Regions from separate parts of the Mus musculus genome. Here region 1 is linked to region 2. The links are chromatin loops, found by intact Hi-C in ENCODE. Cell type or tissue: left cerebral cortex. All regions are shown on one strand.

The links. A loop is a pair of places that touch in the nucleus more often than their neighbours do. Peaks named below come from ENCODE experiments on the same cell type or tissue, not always from the same donor. Only the 100,000 strongest peaks of a DNase experiment are listed, where the experiment ranks them.
Region 1: a loop joins it to region 2, with 6 times the contacts of the local background. A loop is called at or near these places in 3 of 42 quality-filtered maps.

The regions. Positions count from the first base shown.
Region 1 is chr9:40,553,273-40,558,272 of GRCm38, forward strand. It overlaps Gm35177 (a long non-coding RNA gene), which reads left to right. Exons shown (of 3, transcript XR_001779340.2): 2 at 4,625-4,731. Gm48277 (a long non-coding RNA gene) reads right to left here and starts at 4,514. Exons shown (of 2, transcript XR_003948096.1): 1 at 4,210-4,514; 2 at 1,819-2,397. In left cerebral cortex, no CTCF peak of the experiment used is centred here; DNase peaks (open chromatin) are centred at 266, 2,151 and 4,741; H3K27ac peaks cover 294 bases.
Region 2 is chr9:40,503,036-40,508,035 of GRCm38, forward strand. It overlaps a transcript of Gramd1b not described here. Among named protein-coding and RNA genes, the nearest start is that of Gm35177, 42 kb to the right of the region's middle. In left cerebral cortex, no CTCF peak of the experiment used is centred here; DNase peaks (open chromatin) are centred at 2,729 and 3,766; H3K27ac peaks cover 1,747 bases.

The DNA of each region.
Region 1 (5,000 bases), 50 kb after region 2:
AAAAATGTGCTCTCTGTCCAAAAACAGAACAAAATGAACAAAACACACTTTGCTAACTGGATTCTCCCTTTCATTATGATGTCTGCTCATCTCATCCACCCTGTGAACTGAGCCAGTACCTTGCATTTTGGTGGCACACGATGACAGAGAAGCAGAGGTTGTCTTCCAGATATAAATTACGTCTCAGATAAACACTGTGGGTCCCAGGTCAAGGCTTGTATTGTGAAACAGTGAACATAAACACCCGGTATGGTTCTCCCCCTCTCAGTGGCTTGGGAACATAGAATCGAGAAATTCACATTTGAAATGTTTCAAACTGTAGTGACTCCAGTGGCCCAGCTAGTATGTGTGTCATTTTCACAAGACTTATGCTAGAAAATAGACAGTTCACTGTATCCTAAAGATGATTCTGACTCATAAGGAAGTCAAATGGTTCTCCTGAAATGGTTGGCACCAGCTCTACCAACTTGGGCCTCCTAAATACTTCAGCTATTAGGTTTTGCCCATCAGTCCTCAAGTCTCTCATCTTCTACCCATGAGTTTGATGTAACTCCTTATTGCCTCAGCTGCTCTGCTGAACACACTAGATTTTTGTCTTCCCAAAGTCCATCACAGAGGGCAAACCATGCTCCAGAGATACTCTGAGAAGGGTTAAGAAGAAGGGAACAATGGTGCCCCACATTTGAGATCCAACTCTGTACTGTTCTCAACAGGGTCCACCACAGTATATGCTCTCGGGGTCCTTCCCAACACATGGTCTCACTATCTTCCTCCTCCTTACAGACTCACATCTAAGTTAGTCTGATTTGCTTATAAAGACTTTTCCTCATCTTTTCCTAATAAACTCATTCAACTTCATTCTGTGTTCCACTCAAACACACACCCATCTCTTGAATTGCCTGGTTTTAGCTGTATTTCTCAGACACGCCATGTCCATTCACCATCAGCTCTGTGTAAGTCACAAGCACCGAGGAGTGCTCTCCTTTCTCCACCTCCTCACCAGCATGTGCTGTGCTTGATCTTAGCCATTCTGGTTGGTGTGGGTGGAATCTCAGGGTGGTTTTGACTTGCATTTCCTTAATGACTAAGGATAGTGAACGTTTCTTTACGTGCTTCTTGGCCATTGGAGATTCCTCTGCTGAGAATTCTCTGGTTAACTCTGTACCCCGATTTTTAATTGGGTTATTTGGGATTTTTGGAGTCTAACTTCTTGAGTTCTTTATATTTTTTAGATATTAGCCCTCTGTTGAATGTAGGGTAGGTAAAGATCTTTCCACAATCTGTGGATTGCCATTTTGTCCTATTGACAGTGTCCTTTTCCGTACAGAAGCTTTTCAGTTACACGAGGTTTCATTTGTCAATTGTTGATCTGAGAGCCTGAGTCATTGGTGTTCTGTTCAAGAAAATTTCCCCTGTGCTGATGTGTTCGAGGTTGTTTCCCACTTTCTCTTCTGTTATATTAAGTGTATCTATTGTATTCAGTGTTTTATGTTGCCGTTCTTGATTCACCTGAACTTGGGCTTTGTGCAAGGTTGTAAGTATGGATCAATATGCATTCTTCTACATGCAGACAACCAGCAGCATTTATTGAAGATGCTTTCCCCACCCCCCACCCCACCCCCTACAGTATGGTTTGACTTCTTTGCCTTCTATGATAATGGAGCCTGAAATATCCATTTTCCTGGACATTTTTAGTCCTCAGAAGCTGATAGAGCATCATTTTATTTCCTAACCACAAAAATATTTATCATTTGTCCTGTGTTATTCTTTATAATATATGTGAACTTGAGTAGTCAGCTCCTAGGAAAACACATGTCATCATTGAAAAATCACTTTATTTACTTGCACACCGCCAGTGTATCTGGCACATAGAAGACACTTTAAAAATAGTTGTTGGATGAATAATGGAAATGCTTATGAGAAGTTGGTTGGTTGATCGAGTGGCCTAGGGTGGGATTAGACAGGTGATGGAAGCAGAACAGAAATGTAAAGAAAGAAGTGAAGATGTCATTCTTAAAAATCAAAGAGTGCCCTAGATCCCTGGGCCTGATCTAGATTTGTGGAAGGAGAGAGAGGAGGTGGAGGAAGAAGTGGGTTGTCAGCGAAGAACGTGTCCAAGTCCTCAGGGGAATTTGATTATGCAGAGAGCTCTGAGTCACTTTGGGAAGTCAGCAGCACAGCAATCCCTCATCACCCCCTGAAAGCAGCCGCCCCCAATTAAGCTTGGAGGCCGTTTTTGGGTTCTCTCTTCTCCTGATGCTTTGAGGAGAGGGAGCTCGTTTTGCAGTGACTGTTCAACACCCTCAATGCTGTGGTTTCTCTGGATTCAGATCCTGTGGGGGGACATTCTGCAGAACCAGTTACCATTGTAATCATCTTTCTTCTGCACTCGGGAAACTGCAGAACGCAAAAAAGGTAGAATTTAAAAGGTGAACTCAATGACAAACAAAAAGGCCCCTTATCCTAAAGACTCCAAATCTTACCCTTATGCTCCAATCCGTGGCACATCTTCTCAGCCCAAGATGTTATCTTTGGGTCTTTTCTCCATGTCATTCCCAGCATCAGGAAGTCCTGCCTCTTCTACTCTACTGTGTCTCCCACATTTGGTTTCTTTGTAGTCTGAGTAACCTGTCCTCACCCAGCTTTTCCCCTCTCCTACCAAAATTATGACAAATGTCTCATATTCTTTCTTCTACCTCAAATCTTTCCCCTTCTTTAGACACTTCCACTATCACCAGTAAAAATCATAAAAGTTCAGAGTTTATGATTTCATTCTTCCATGTGAAATATCAGCAGCTTCCTAGAGCAGGCAATAGGATCACGAGCCTGAGACTCTTGATTAAGCATTTATAACCTTCTGTACAAAATCACTGCTTACGTTTTGCTGCCAGTCTACATAGCAGAGCAATTCTGCCTGATTCTGAACTTTGTACAACTTAGACTTTCTTGTATATTTTGGCTGTCAAAAACTAACTCAGAATCCACCTTCCCTGGAAATATTTTTGTTTTAGTGAACAAAAAAAGGTAGGGGCATCAGAAATTACTCCTTCAAATAACTCCACAGGCAAAGGTGGATTTGGAAAATCCAACTACACTCAGTTATTGGATGCTCATGGTCAATATTTAACTCAGATTTAGGGATACAAAGAAGAGGAAAAAACATCGCCTCTAGTTGCAAGATCTAAAGCATGGGACCTAGCATTTATTGAGCCCAACAAGGTGTAATTTCTATGTGGAGCGAATGAGCATCAGCAGCCCTGTAGGAAACGGCCATTTGTTTACTAGCTGGAAATACTCATGCTTAGCAGTCCCTGAGGTTCAAGGTCAATAAATGAGTCAGGCATCACTGGAATACAAACTCAGTGCCTGAATGACTCAAGGCTCAATGTTCCTTATCCCTGCGTACTCAGACCCATAGAGAAGTGAAGGAAACAATGAGAACCAGAGTAGCAAGTAGGTACTGGGTGGAGGAGGGTAAGGGGGACTTTTGGGATAGCATTTGAAATGTAAATGAAGAGAATACCTAAATAGAAAGAAAGAAAAAAAGAAAGAAAGAAAGAAAGAAAGAGAGAGAGAGAGAGAGAGAGAGAGAGAGAGAGAGAAAGAAAGAAAGAAAGAAAGAAAGAAAGAAAGAAAGAAAGAAAGAAAGAAAGAAAGAAAGAAAGAAAGAAAGAAAGAAAGAAAGAAAAGAAACCAAGATAAGAGCAAGTGAGGCTTCTGCACGCTGTGTGAGGGTGGGGTCTTGCTTCCAGCAAATGGAATTCCTTCCAGGATAGTTAATGAAGGGGAGTCTTTGAAGCTTGGCCCAACCCCTGGTTTCTATATCTACTCCTCTCACTCATCCTCAGCCATCCTCTCCTTCGAGGTGCCCAACTCTTGTCTTTTGAAAGACTATATATATACTTACAAGGCCTAGTAATCACACCTGACACAAGGTGTGGAGATTTAAAACAAAAACATACATTCTTAGAGGCTAAAGCATCTGCAATTGAGGCAGGCATCTGCAGGGACAGTTTGTTTCCTGTGTTCGTGGGGTTGATAGGGGCAAATGGTCTGGAGCAAGAGGACCCAAAATTATCTGTTTATATCTGATGCCCTATCTGAAATGGTGAGACTAGCTTGAGTCTGGCTAAGTCTCCCAAACAGACTGTTTGTGTTGATGTGTCTGGCTTCTAAGAGCGAGGAAAAAAAATAATAAAGAGACGATACCTTACTTGGAAGATGGAGGCAGAAAATACATGGATCTCAAGGCAATTCTCAGCTTTAATTCACAGGGAGTACAGGAGCAGCCTGGCTACATGAGCCCCTGCCACAAAAGGAAACAAATGACCGCAAACCTCTTAAAGGGTCAGACCCAAAAGTCGAGTAATACCACTTCTACTACAATCTGTTGACCAAAACAAGTCATGAGACAAACCTAGAGTCCAGGGGAAGGGCAAGCTCCACCTCTTGCTGAGATGTTACAACCACATCTCAAAGGGCACACTGGCTCTTGTATATCTCCTGGGAAGCAATCGGCTATGGTGATTTTTAAATATGTTTGGTTTTTTTTCCAGTAGATTATCTCCCCAAGGTCAAGCCCCTTTGTGTTCATTTTGTTGTTGTTGTTTTTCATATTGCCTAGCACAACACCCAAGGAGTGGAAAATGCACTGACAAATGTAACAATTACAAAGGAGTTGGCTGCTGCCCCCGCTCGCTCTCTTCCTCAGACTGTTTCCTCCACAGCACGGTGAGAGTCTGGGCTTTGGAAGTGGGATGTCTAGGTTGGCATCGCGATTCTGTCACAAACAAATTGGGTGGAGTTCAAGAAGAAATTTAGTCTTTCTATAAATATTTCTCTACTGTGAAATCAGGGTAAGGTTTTATATTTCAGAATTGTGAGAACTGGAGGGAATAATATGTATAAGAAAATTAGCATGCTGCCAAGAATATGGTAATTTTTCAAAATATGATAATTATATTAAAAATTTTCCATTTCTGTTTTTCCTGCTCTCTACA
Region 2 (5,000 bases):
TACAGTGGCCACCGGCACTGTTCCCAGTGTGAGTGCTTCCTGTATCCCTGATCATCTCTTTGCTTCAGCTACACCTTTGAAAAGAATCCTAGAGACTCTCCTCTGTTACCCTAGGTGGGCCATCTCTGTCCCGACAAGCCACCGGCTCACATGTTCCCAGGTGCTTTTTCATAATATATATCACATTCTCGACCTTCATCCACACATCGGACACACAGATAGCCAGCTGCAAGGTCTTCAGAATACAAACACTGATATGAAAGAGTTCAAAGCTGAACCCTGGAATCCGATGACAGCTTAAAGCTCATAACCCAGATAAATTATGAACCAACCGTGCCTAATCGTGAAACTTAGTGTTTTCAGCTTTTCTCAAATGCCTTGAAGAAACAAATCCTGAGTTTAGCTAACCTAGGTCCAGAACTAGATAGAGAAGTATCAGATCTGAAGTTACAATTAGGTTCCAGTTCAAAGCTCTCCCCAGTTCTGGCCTTGAAAGGGAAGCGAGCCAATCCTTCTGCTATGAATCAAACACTGAGATAGGAACCTAATTTAAAATATTAATTTGCCTTTCAAAAGGACCGTGGAGGGAAGGAGCACCCTCTGAGCTACTGCCTGCTCCTCTCCTTTCCAGTTCCCCACACATTTTGTCTTTCCATCAAAGCCATCCATTTATGTTTGGAAGGTGAAAACACCTAAGGTTTAGTTTCCACATGTAGTTTTTCCTCATGTTCTGACCTAGCAGCTCAGAACAATGGGCAGAAGTCTCCTCTGCCCTAGGACAGTACTTCCCACCATGTGGGCATAGGACAACAGGAGCTGGTACCAATCTTTATTCTCTTAAAAGCCTCCAGTCCCAGCCTGTGTCTTCAGACCCATGGCTACTATATTTTTCCCTCCCACCCCGTTTGTTTGTTTGTTTGTTTGTTTGTTTGTTTGTTTTTCAAGACAGGGTTTCTCTGTGTAGCCCTGGCTGTCCTGGAACTCACTTTGTAGCCCAGGCTGGCCTAGAACTCACAGAGTTCTGCCTCTGCTTCTGGGAGTGCTGGGATTAAAGGCGTGCATCACCACCATTGATCTTTATTTTTTCCTTTTATCTGATCCTCATTCACTTCATTCTTAATACAAATAAATGCACAAAAATGTAGCAGGTTCTTTGTTTTTTTCTACTAGCTTTTACTTATTGTTTGTTTGAACACACACACACACACACACACACACACACACGAGACAGAGACAGAGAGAGAGAGTATCATAGTCCCAAGATATGGCTCTTTTGGTATGTCTGCACAGGTTGCGCTCCATGTATATCTCATCTCTTAGTGTCTTTGCTGAGACATCTCAGCCGCATGGGACCCGTTCAACCCACGTTAGCCTCTAAACTACAAATGATGTTCCAGCCCTAAGGCACCAGCATTTTTTTTATGCATGCATGAAGCCTGCCAACCATACAAAGAACTGGCACTCGTGAATCTCAGTTTTGCCCCACTCTCCTTGAGTTGGTCCAGAGCATTACAAAGAATGGCCTGAAATCTCAGGAATGTGATTTTCTAGTTAGAGCCAGATCAAATCTACTCCAGAGTCAGCAGTGCCCACACTGCCCCTTGGACGTTAGATCTAGTCAACATTTAGTTCTGGGTGTCTGGCTTGGTTGGAAAACTTATATGGACTCTGCATTCCTTTTCTCTGTTGAGGGGACCCTCCATACCAAGCCCCACTCACAAACCCATCTCCAGATTTACTCTGGGTTTTGAAGGTCTGTGGATGCTAACATAATTTTCCCAAAAGGACTTCACTCAACACATAACACATTTCCAAAACGGGGGGGGGGGGAGATTTTGATTGGTAGCCCTCACTCTCATCTCAACTGGACTTGAACCCCAGTTGCGCCCATGAGTGTTTACAGAGATGTTTACCTGAAGAAGGAAGCACGTGAGAGGTACCTTACCAGGGCTGAGGTCCTAAGCTGAACAAAAGAGAGGAAGTGACCTGAGCACCGACCTTCATCTCCTTTTGATTCCTTGCTGTGGACACAGTGTGGGCAGCTGCCTCGTGCCCTTGGCACCATGCTCTCCCCAACAGTGATAAGCTGTGCCTCTCAAACTGCCAGCCCTAGTAAGCTCTTCCTTCTTGCCCGCCTTCCTTCTTCCCTTCTCTCTCTCCCCAACCTCCTTCCCTCCCTTCCTCCTATCTTTCCTTTCCCCCTTCCTTCTTTTCCTCCTTCTTTATGTTGCCTCTTGCCAGGTATTTGGTCACAGCAATGAGAAAAGTAACTTATACGGGGATTCCATTCTGGTCACAGTTCAAGGTCTGATGGATTTGGGTTTATCTCCAGAGGTCTGCATGTCTGTTAAGGTTTCGAGACTAGTCTTGCACAATAGCCCAACACCGGAGAAAAGCACCTGGATTCACTAAAGCATTGGCTTAGATTCAGTTCCACCGATAGGCAAAGTGCACCTGGGATGACTTCCAGGCCTTCCCATCTCAGTCCAGGAAAATGAAGGCTGTGGAGGTGCTTGAGGTGCGACTCTTCTAACCAGAGCATGCCTCATAACAAAAGGAAAAACATGGCTGGGCCTTTTCCTATGAAACACACCAGATTTGAGGTTTCATGAGGCTGCCAGGCATCTACTCAGCAACAGCAGCATCCTTGTAAAGCTTTGGCTCTTGGGGCCATTGTCATCACCATCTGTTCAGTTCTAAGAGACTCGGGGACTCCAGAAGCTGATCTAAAAAACCACCCTGGAAAGGGCAGAAGAGAGAGTGGGAAGAAGAGTGAACGAGACACTCTTAGAGTCCCACAGAATGAGCAACACTTGCTCGTCTCACCTCTACTCAAGAATCCCCTACCTCTTGGACCAGGGGTTCCCATGGAAACCTCAGAAGTTCTATCTATAGGAAGAGGAAAAAAATGTTTTTTAAAAAAATAAGAAGCATCGTTAAGTATGTGTGAATTTGCCTGGAGGAAGGCAGGCAAGATAGACGGGGTTCACATAAAGAGAACAAGAGCCCATCGTTGCTGTGACACCTTAAAAGACCGCATAGAAACCACACTGAACTTTAGGCACTGAGCCAGGAGGGAGGTGAGGTAGGGAGGGAGGTGAGAGGCACCAGAAAGCAGCCACACGCATAAGCTGCTAGGAGGGCAAGAGACTACCAAGAGCGACCTCATCAAAAGAACAGGGAAAGAAGCACAAAGAGTAAGCAAAGAACTGAGCTGGTGGTTGGATCCCAACTGGAATTCTGTATCATGTTAAGCCAAGCACAGTCAACTGATAAAATAAAATAAAGTAAAGTAAAATAAAATAAAATAATGACAACAAAAAGAATAACCCTTAGAACTGCCCAATAAATAGACAAAAAAACAGTGAAACAGAAGGTCTGAATTTCTCTAAAGAAGGGGGTGGCCAATAAGCACATAGAAAGATAGTGAACATCAGTAGCCATTGGGAAATAGAAATCAAAACCACAGTGAGATGCACCATACACCCTCTAGGATGATTATAATACAAAAAGCAGGTGACAGCTGTGGTGGTTAATCTTCATTGTCCATTTGATCAGATTTAGTTACTTTGGAGTCATATCTCTGGGCATTTCTGCAAGGGTGCGTCTAAAGAGCTTTATCTGAGGAAGGAAGACTCATCCTGACACCCTAGACTGGGACCACAGGCAGGATAAAAAGAGAAAAGGAGAAGGCTGGCTCAGCACTAGCCTCCAGTCCTCTCGGCTTCCTGGCAGAGGAAGCAATGTGGCCAGCTGCCTTAGGCTCCTGCTGCCTTCCCACCACCATAGACGCTATCCCTTTTTAAAGCATTAACCAGAATAAACCTTTCTTTCCTTAAGTTGCTTTTTAAGCAAAGAGGAAAGCAACTAATATAAAAACAGTGTTGATGAGGATGGAGAGAATCTGGACTCTCCATATATAAATAGGATTGTTACTTTGAAAGACAGTCTAACAGCCTCCCCTGCCTCATACGCACACACAAAAATGTAAGACTGTCATCATATGACCAGAAATTCCATACCCAGTTACTTACCAAGAGAATTGGGTGCTTATAGCCACACACATGAAAAAAAAAAACCCTTTTATTCATGCTAGCATTAAAGAGCCTAACTGTCCATCAACTGATAACTCAAATGTGGTCCATATACACAGGGGCTATCATTCAGTCTTGAGAAGAATACATTGTTCATTCAGATGCTTGAATATAGGTGACCCTTTAAAACACTGCTCTATGATTTCATTCATAAGAGATAGTGGGGACAAAGCAAATCCATCAGACATGATGCAGACTGATGACTGTCCAAGGTTGGCAAGATGGAGGAATGAGGAGAAACTATTAACACACACAGGACTTATTTGGGGGTGTGAGATAGACTGGAGATTGTTGTAATGACAATTGTACAACTCTGTGAGTATGCTAAAAAATAAAAATCACTGGGTTGTACACTTCAAAATGAGCAAATTTTGTGTGGCTTGTGAAATACAGTTCAGGAGAGCTGTAGACAATACAGATCTGCAGCACTGTGACACTGCCTCTATAGCGTGTTCTGATGAGCACATCACGGCTTCTGCACTGTTAGACACAACTGCACCCATGTACATCAATATTACATATGCACACATATACACACATTTTAGCAGTGTGAGGGGCATCTCTTTACAGTTTTCATCTTGGATAAGCACCTCCCTGGGTCTTCCTAGTCCTGGCCCTGAAGTATGGTAACACACTGCTACAGTTTGCATCTGGACTTTCCCCACAAAGGGCCATGGGTTAAAGGATTATTCTTTATCTGGGTTCTTTTGGGAGTTGATGAAGACTTCCAGAGGCACAGCCTAGTAGGAAGTCTTCTAATCCTTGGTAGAATGCCCTTGAAGAGGAGTGGGACCCTTCCTGCTTCTCCTTCCTCCTTTTGACCTCCCAGTCATGAAGCAAACAGCTTCCCCCTTCTGCTCACTCCCACCATGGTGTTCTAACTCACCACAGGCCCAAAATCAACAT